3 separate regions of the Homo sapiens genome follow, and all the other regions are linked to region 2. A link is a loop called in an ENCODE intact Hi-C map of the cell type or tissue named here. Cell type or tissue: heart left ventricle. All regions are shown on one strand.

Region 1 (2,500 bases), 270 kb after region 2:
GGATATTCAGATGTCGGAATGAATAGAGCAGTGTGCCTGACTTAAGTAATATCAAAATTTTAATTAGAGATGTGGAAAAGATGGAGTCGATGAAGCTCCCCTGTTATCCAGAGACCATGACCATTCCGGGTGGTTGGTTTCGTTTCTAATGCACATCTGCTCCACCTCACCAATTGCTTTGCACAATATGAGTTCACATTACAAAGTCAACAATTCTTTATCATCTGCGTGGTCAGTCACCCTTTTGTTGTCCCTCCCTTGTAATTGTTTAATCTGGCCTCCCCTGCCACATTTCTTGGCTGCCTACTCTCCCCGCTCCTGTCAGTCAGGTTGTACTCAGGGAAGGCAAATGCACAGAAAAAGTCCAGAGTCAATTAGAACTAATTAGGTGTTTCATCTGCTGCTTTGGATTATCCGTGCCCTCTATAGACACACAGCATAGGCTGGTTGAACAACCACTCCTGGATTGGGGAGCATTCTAAGATTCACACACAGCTTCCTATTGTCTATGCTAATGGAGGTAAAGGCTGGTGTGAATGTACAACAGAGACATTTAAAAACCAAGGTATAGTTCACACTCATTTTCATTGTACATTTTAGTGAGTGTTTACAACTTTATATAACTGTCCGACCATCACTACAATCAAGGCATAGCATACTTTCAACATCACAAAAAGTTTTCTTGTGCCATCTCAGCCAATCTGCCCCCACCTTAGTCCCAAGCAACCACCAGTCTGCTTTCTGTCACTGTAGATTAGATTTGTCTTTTGTAGGGTTTCACATAAATGGAACCATGGAGTACATATTCACAAGCTATTTTTACTTGACTTTGGAATGGTTTCTCCAATTTCCTTCCCAGTGATGTCTGGTTTAGGCTGATATTAAAATGTGTTCATGTTCCCTACATCCACACTGATTTGACAGGGTGGGCAGAGCTGGGACATGGAAGAAACGTGAGAGGCAAGACGTGGAGGCTGATGAGCATAATTATTGGCAATGAGAAGAATGTTGGCTCTCCCCAGTATTTGTAGAATATGACAAAGCGGTGTGCCCATGTTGTGCCCTGAACCTATTTTCAAGGTCATTCAATACAGAGTCTCCTAAATTTAACTACCTAGGAATTGTGTCTTGCTTTGAATGGACATTTGGAAACTCCAGACTCTAGCCAGCCCCTCTCAGCCACGGAGTCATTGCTCCCCCTGGTGTAAACACAGAGATTTTTTACCCTGTGTCAGGCATTCCCACCACCGCAGCCCTCCCTGGACCACAAGGAGCCAAGGGCAGGCAAGAAAGCTTCAGGCTCCCTCTGGCTGTTGTTAGGTTCCTGGGTCAAAGGCTGAGTTTGTGAACACAGAGAAACACTAAGAGATCAACCGCTTGAGAGAGGACAGGAACAGAGAGAAGGGAAACCCCAGAGACAGAACTAGCTAGACATGCAAGATAGAGAGGTGAGGGGGCAGAGGCACAGCCCAAAAAACAAAGCAAGAAGCGATAGAGGGATGGGTTTTTTCCTCCATTTATGAAACATCCTAAAAATTTACTCCTCTGCCCAAAATAGATTCAGATCCAGGATATGAGAATCCTTGAGAAGTGAATTTTAACATGGGAATGCCGATAAATCTTTTAAACAACTTATACACCTCCAGGTGCTACTGGACCTGCTTAATCTCTTTAAACCTCCAGTAACTCCAACCATGGTGTTTAAAGTCTCATAAATCTGCACTAGCTTAAAATAGGGAAATATAAATCACGTTCAGAAGCTTAGGGGTAAGGACAGGAGACGGGCATCCCAATGCCGTTTAAAACCACAGCACAGGCTTTTCATCAAATTTTTCCAAGAAAAGTTAAAATGAAAAACATTCAGGTTTCTGGGTTGTGGTTTCATAAGTTCTCAATTTGTTCTTTTTCCTTTTTTTCAGGGCGGTGGGCTGGGGTCCAAAGGAGCATTGACTAGCTAGTCAGTTGGAAAGAAAAAAATTGCAAACACCCATCTCACTTAGTCCTTTTACACAAAATAAAACCTAAAATAAAAAATAATGACAAACTACTACCAGAAGTCATTAGAAAACAGCAATGTTTCCGGTAAAGCACCAACAAAAATAATGTCTGGTTTTTGTTAAATTGTTAATTTGTGCCAAAAAATAAAAGTTATAGATACTATTCTACTAATAATAGCTACCTTTTCTTTTTCATTCCTACCACATGCCCAGCACCTACCACTGAGCTGAGGACACACACAACCACCTCCTCCTCATCCCCCTGCTGCAAAGGCTGTCAGACTTTTTCTGGCTCCACATTCGTAATATTTCTCATTACAAGCAGTGATTCTCAATAGCTGTTCGAGAAGGTATTGGAGAAGCCACACTCTCCTAGAAAATCCAGGGGGTACATGAGAGATCCACCAGGGGAAGGCTTTTCTGTGTGAAGAGATTTGGGTACATTATCTAATTTTATCCTCACAGTGGCCCTGTGAGAAATATTATTATTATCTCTGTTTTAC
Region 2 (2,500 bases):
TGATAAAATATTTTCAGGAACACAGTGAGGGAATGTACTTCACTCACTTCCCAAAATGTAGACTTGAAGAGGTCAAATCCTATTTAATCCAGGCTGAGAAAATAATGCCCAACTTTATCCCGGAGCTAAATTTAGACATAAACTGAGATCTGGCCCTTGGCAAGTTAATTTAGATGAGCTAATGGTTGTTCCTGGCATAAGGGATACACTCAATAAATGGTAACTATTATTGTTACTGCAAAAATGGAGTGTCTGTTGGATGTTCTCATCTAGTCCTCCCACACATCCTAAAATCGGCTGTGCCAATCACTTGCACATCTGGGAACAAAGCTCCACATGAGGCTAAGGATGAGGCAGCTCTTTCTTTGGGAGCCCCTCTCTGGGAGGAGGCAGGCTTCCCTGTGGGAGCCCTTCTCTTGGGGAGAAGACCACCACCTAGCTATGCTGGTATGTGCTAGGTGGGCCTGACCTTGAGCTTAGGAGGAGGACTAGGCACCCCATTTTGCCCCTTCTCCCCTCTTCCAGCAGCAGCCTCTGCAATGGGGCTCAGACAGGTAAGGGGCCATGCAGGGAGCCAGGCTGGGCACATCCACAAGGAGAAGCTTGGCAGTGTTTCCAGCTTCCAGACCCTACAGGATATACTCTGCAGGGCTTAGGAAGAACTTACTGAATGAAGAGCCCCATCACTCCTCAAGGCTGCCAGAGGACCAAGGTAAATGCCTGTGTTTAGATAGCATCCATTGTCCCTAAAAGTAGGTTAGAGGCCAGGCGTGGTGGCTCATGCCTGTAATCCCAGCACTTTGGGAGGCCAAGGTGGGTGGATCACCTGAGGTTGGTAGTTCAAGACCAGCCTGACCAACATGGAGAAACCCCATCTCTACTAAAAATACAAAATTAGCCAGGTGTGGTGGCACATGCCTGTAATCCCAGTTACTCAGGAGGCTGAGGCAGGAGAATCACTTGAACCCAGGAGGCAGAGGTTGTGGTGAGCCAAGATTGTGCCATTGCACTCAGCCTGGATAACAAGAGCAAAACTCCATCTCAAAAAAAAAAAAAAAAGAAAAATGTAGGGCAGAAATGCAACAACCAGCTAACACATGATAATGTTTTTAGTAACCTTCATAATCACTTCTTTCACTTTTCTGTGCCTTAAAACAAATTAAAATTAAAATTTCATTTAATTATCCATCCTTCTTCCAAAATGTCTTCGGGAATTGTTCCCACTCGTGTCCCACTGCCAATCCTCCTAACACGAAGGCCTTGGTGCTGCCTTTGCCCCCTGACATCCAGCCAGTCACTGGTCTCATTTTCTTCCCTTGAGTGTCTCGAGGGTTTGTCCCTTCCCTTTCTACTTTCACTACCACCTCATCTGTTCCCACTTGGATTAGTATAAAAGGACCAGAACCAGTTTCTTGCCTCCAAATCACTCTTTCCATTGCAAGGTGAAACTTGCTAACACCCCAGTTTTCAACAGTGAGTGCATTAAGGTAGCGTTCCTAGAAACCATTCAGCAGTAGGTGGTGCTCTTGTGTCAGCTCAGTGTTCACAGGTTTTGTTCTATTCTCAAGCAGCCCAGTGAGTACAGACTGTGTCACGGTCAACTATTTATTTGGCACTAAGTATCTCTGGTCAACACAGAGTAATTGAAGACACTGGTCCTAACCTCCAGAAATTTTCAATATAATTGGGGGAATGAGATCTTTGAGCACCTAGCTATAATGCTAGATGGCATGGAACAGGGACAATTTGAGGGGGATGGATAAGGGCTGCAGGAAATGCTCAGAGGGAGAAAGAGCACCTCCAACAGGGCAGAACAGAGAGAGTAGCATCTGAGCTGGACCTTCAGCTGGGGGAGGGTTTTAATAGGCACATATAGTGGAGCAGGCATTCCAAATGGGAGGAGTGTTGGCATGAACAAAGGCATGAAAAGGTGGGAATGTGCAAAGCACAGAAGAGAATGCCCTGAGGGATGGGAGCTGAATGCCCAAGTCCAGTCTCACTCTCCATTCTAGGGCCCTCATGTTTGTACCCCCTCTTGCCACCTCATGACAAGGTCACCTCCCCAGGGAAATCTGGGACAAGCTGGTCAACCCAATCTCTAAAGAGGATGGAGGAAACCAAACCCTCTTTTATCTCTCCACCAGAACGCATATGTTACAGAGTATATCTTCTCACCACATCAGCAGTTGTTCCTATAGCAGGACATTCTTATGCTAGAGAAAGCTTACTAAGGAGAGACTAGAGGTGAACAAACCAAGAGTGGGATTTCAAAGGGGCCATGGGATGGGGGACTGGGGGAAGAACCCTTCTGGGATTCCAGCTAGAGGCAGATTTCCTCCAAGAGATTAATATTCCTTTGCGTGTTTTTTTTCTTTTTTTTATTATACTTTAAGTTCTAGGGTACATGTGCACAATGTGCAGGTTTGATACATAGGTATACATGTGCCATGTTGTTTTACCACAGGTTTCCGACTCTTTACAAGATAAGAGTATGAGGCTT
Region 3 (2,500 bases), 260 kb after region 2:
CATATACACCATGGAATACTATGCAGCCATAAAAAAGATAAGTTCCTGTCCTTTGCTTGGACATGGATGAGGCTGGAAACTATCATTTTCAGTAAACTGACACAGGAACAGAAAACCAAACACCACATGTTCTCACTCATAAGTGGGAGTTGAACAATGAGAACACATGGACACAGGGAGGGGAACATCACACACCAGGGCCTGTCAGGGGTTGGGGGGGCGAGGGGAGGGATAGCATTAGATGACGGGTTGATGGGTGCAACAAGCCACCATGGCACGTGTATACCTATGTAACAAACCTGCACGTTCTGCACGTGTATCCCAGAACTTAAAGTATAATAAAAAAAAAAAACTACTATATTGACAATAAAATAAGGTCTCAATGTCTATCCAGAAAAAAAAAATACTGCTATAGATGGAAAATATATTTAGGGGAGGAGGGAGTATGTCTGTGTGTAAAATATGATTTTAGATTCATAAATACTAATCAGAAATATATAGAAAAATATATATGTATACTTCTGATTAGCATTATGTTTCTGTATATTTTTTCTCCTGATTATTAGTTAATAAAGCTAAAATCACAATTGTTTCATGCTGAAAGGTTGATATTATATAGTACCCAAGGAAAATAAAAGAGTCAATCAGTATAATATATAAATAATAATGCAAAATTGAAATATAGATAAGAGGTAAATTTGAGAGAAAGAAAAAGCTGTGTTTCTGTCATGTTCTGATACTGACATAAAGGTACAGGTTTGAAAGTGGCATTTTTAATACAACTATCCAAAGTTCTTTCCCCCCACCGGCCCCTGTAGAAACAGGGTCTCCCTATGTTGCCTAGGCTGATCTCAAACCCCTGGGCTCAAGCGATCCTCCTGCCTTAACCTCCCAAAGTGCTGGGATACAGGCATGAGCCACCACACCCAGCCTATCCAAGGTTCTTGATAACATGAGACTGAGGAGGGAAGCAGATGGGAGTAAAGGATGAACACTATCCCATGAAGCATGAAACAGGCTGATCTGGAGCTTTTGCAGAGAAATTAAAGAGACAGGTTAAAGCCACATATCTCCAGCATTTGGCACCTGTTTTCCCACTATTTTCTTCAGATGACTTCTACCCACACCTGTAAAGCTATCCCATCCTATCCCATCTTGTCCTGCCCCCTCCTCAACACACACACACACACACACACACACACACACACACACACACACACACACACCTGCTTCATTCCAGGCACAAGATTCTGCTCTTAATTCTCTCATTTATCCAGCAATCCTTGCCCTGTCCTCATCTCTAGGCTTCTGCTCAAAGGCACAGACCCTGCTAGGTACCTACCCTAAATCCATTCTGCCCCGCCTTGTTACTAACAGAACTATAATAATATTCAGGAGGGCAATATGTCCAGCTACGATGTTCACCTGCCCAGACTCCTTTGCAGCTAGGGGTGGCCATGTAACCTGTTTCTTATCATGAAATACAAATGAAGAAAACGTCTGCTAGGGATTTGGGGAAAATTTTTGCCCTTCTCATAACAGGCTCCACCTTCTCCCCACCCTTCCTTCCTTTCTTTCCTTCTTCACTTTCTTTCCTATCCCTTTTTCTTTCTCCTTTTTCCTGCCTTGTGCACAACATAAGGCTTGAGGTGGAGCAACCATCTTGGGAACACAGATCAACAAAGCCACAAGCTAAGGATGGTGGAGCAGAAAGAGAAAAGAAGCCTAGGGCATTGATGGCTCATTGAAGTTCTGCATTAGCCTTGGGCTTCTTGTATACGTCTCTGTTTAGTTAAGTCCCTTTAGTCAGGTTTATGTAGTGAGTGGCCTAATGCAACTAATTCCCATGCCCTTACTTTCCCTTCTACCTGGAAAGAAATTCTCCCCACCCAATAGCCAACTTTTGAAGTCCTGTACTTTCTTCAAAGCCCACCTTAAATCCTACCTCTTTCAGGTGGACATTCCACAATGCCTCAAAATCAACCTCCCTCTCTCTTGTAGTCATACAGGGCACAACTAAAATCATTAAAATAGTATACCAATATGCTTCATATCATAAATATTCATGTCTGTTTATTCATACATCCTATCCCTAGACTGAGAGCTACTAAGGGCAAGGATCCTTTTTCACTCATTTTGAATGCCCTGCAGCCCCCAGCACAGTGCCCAGAGCAGTCACTCAGTAAAGGATTGTTGAATTTCTTAGACTGCACAAATGTTCCTTCTTTCCCAAGTGTATGCTATGGATCATATTAAAACACCTGGCTTCTATGTAGGTGGGATGGGAAAGTAAATAATTAGGAAAATAAACTTTAGAAATCCTAGTCATGTTTGACCATGTTTTGACAGTTCGAAACTGTGTGGCCCTGCTGCTGACTAATTGCCCAGACATACACAGTAAGGTCAAAAGAAGGGACAGAAATGAGAATGTATAGAAGTCCAAAACTGGTCTATATATCATCAAACTAGTATGCTGGTTTCATCAAACTCAACTTCAAAC

What was found. Peaks named below come from ENCODE experiments on the same cell type or tissue, not always from the same donor. Only the 100,000 strongest peaks of a DNase experiment are listed, where the experiment ranks them.
Region 1: it touches region 2 in a loop (13-fold over the local background); 68 of 110 quality-filtered maps call a loop at or near these places.
Region 3: it touches region 2 in a loop (7-fold over the local background); 70 of 110 quality-filtered maps call a loop at or near these places.

Annotation. Positions count from the first base shown.
Region 1 is chr3:124,015,424-124,017,923 of GRCh38, reverse strand. No RefSeq gene overlaps it. Among named protein-coding and RNA genes, the nearest start is that of KALRN, 17 kb to the left of the region's middle. In heart left ventricle, a CTCF peak has its summit at 1,203 (motif pointing left); no DNase peak of the experiment used is centred here.
Region 2 is chr3:124,280,939-124,283,438 of GRCh38, reverse strand. All of the region lies in intron 5 of KALRN (kalirin RhoGEF kinase), which reads right to left. Among named protein-coding and RNA genes, the nearest start is that of MIR6083, 92 kb to the left of the region's middle. In heart left ventricle, a CTCF peak has its summit at 1,508 (motif pointing right); no DNase peak of the experiment used is centred here; H3K27ac peaks cover 1,376 bases.
Region 3 is chr3:124,020,011-124,022,510 of GRCh38, reverse strand. No RefSeq gene overlaps it. Among named protein-coding and RNA genes, the nearest start is that of KALRN, 12 kb to the left of the region's middle. In heart left ventricle, no CTCF peak of the experiment used is centred here; no DNase peak of the experiment used is centred here.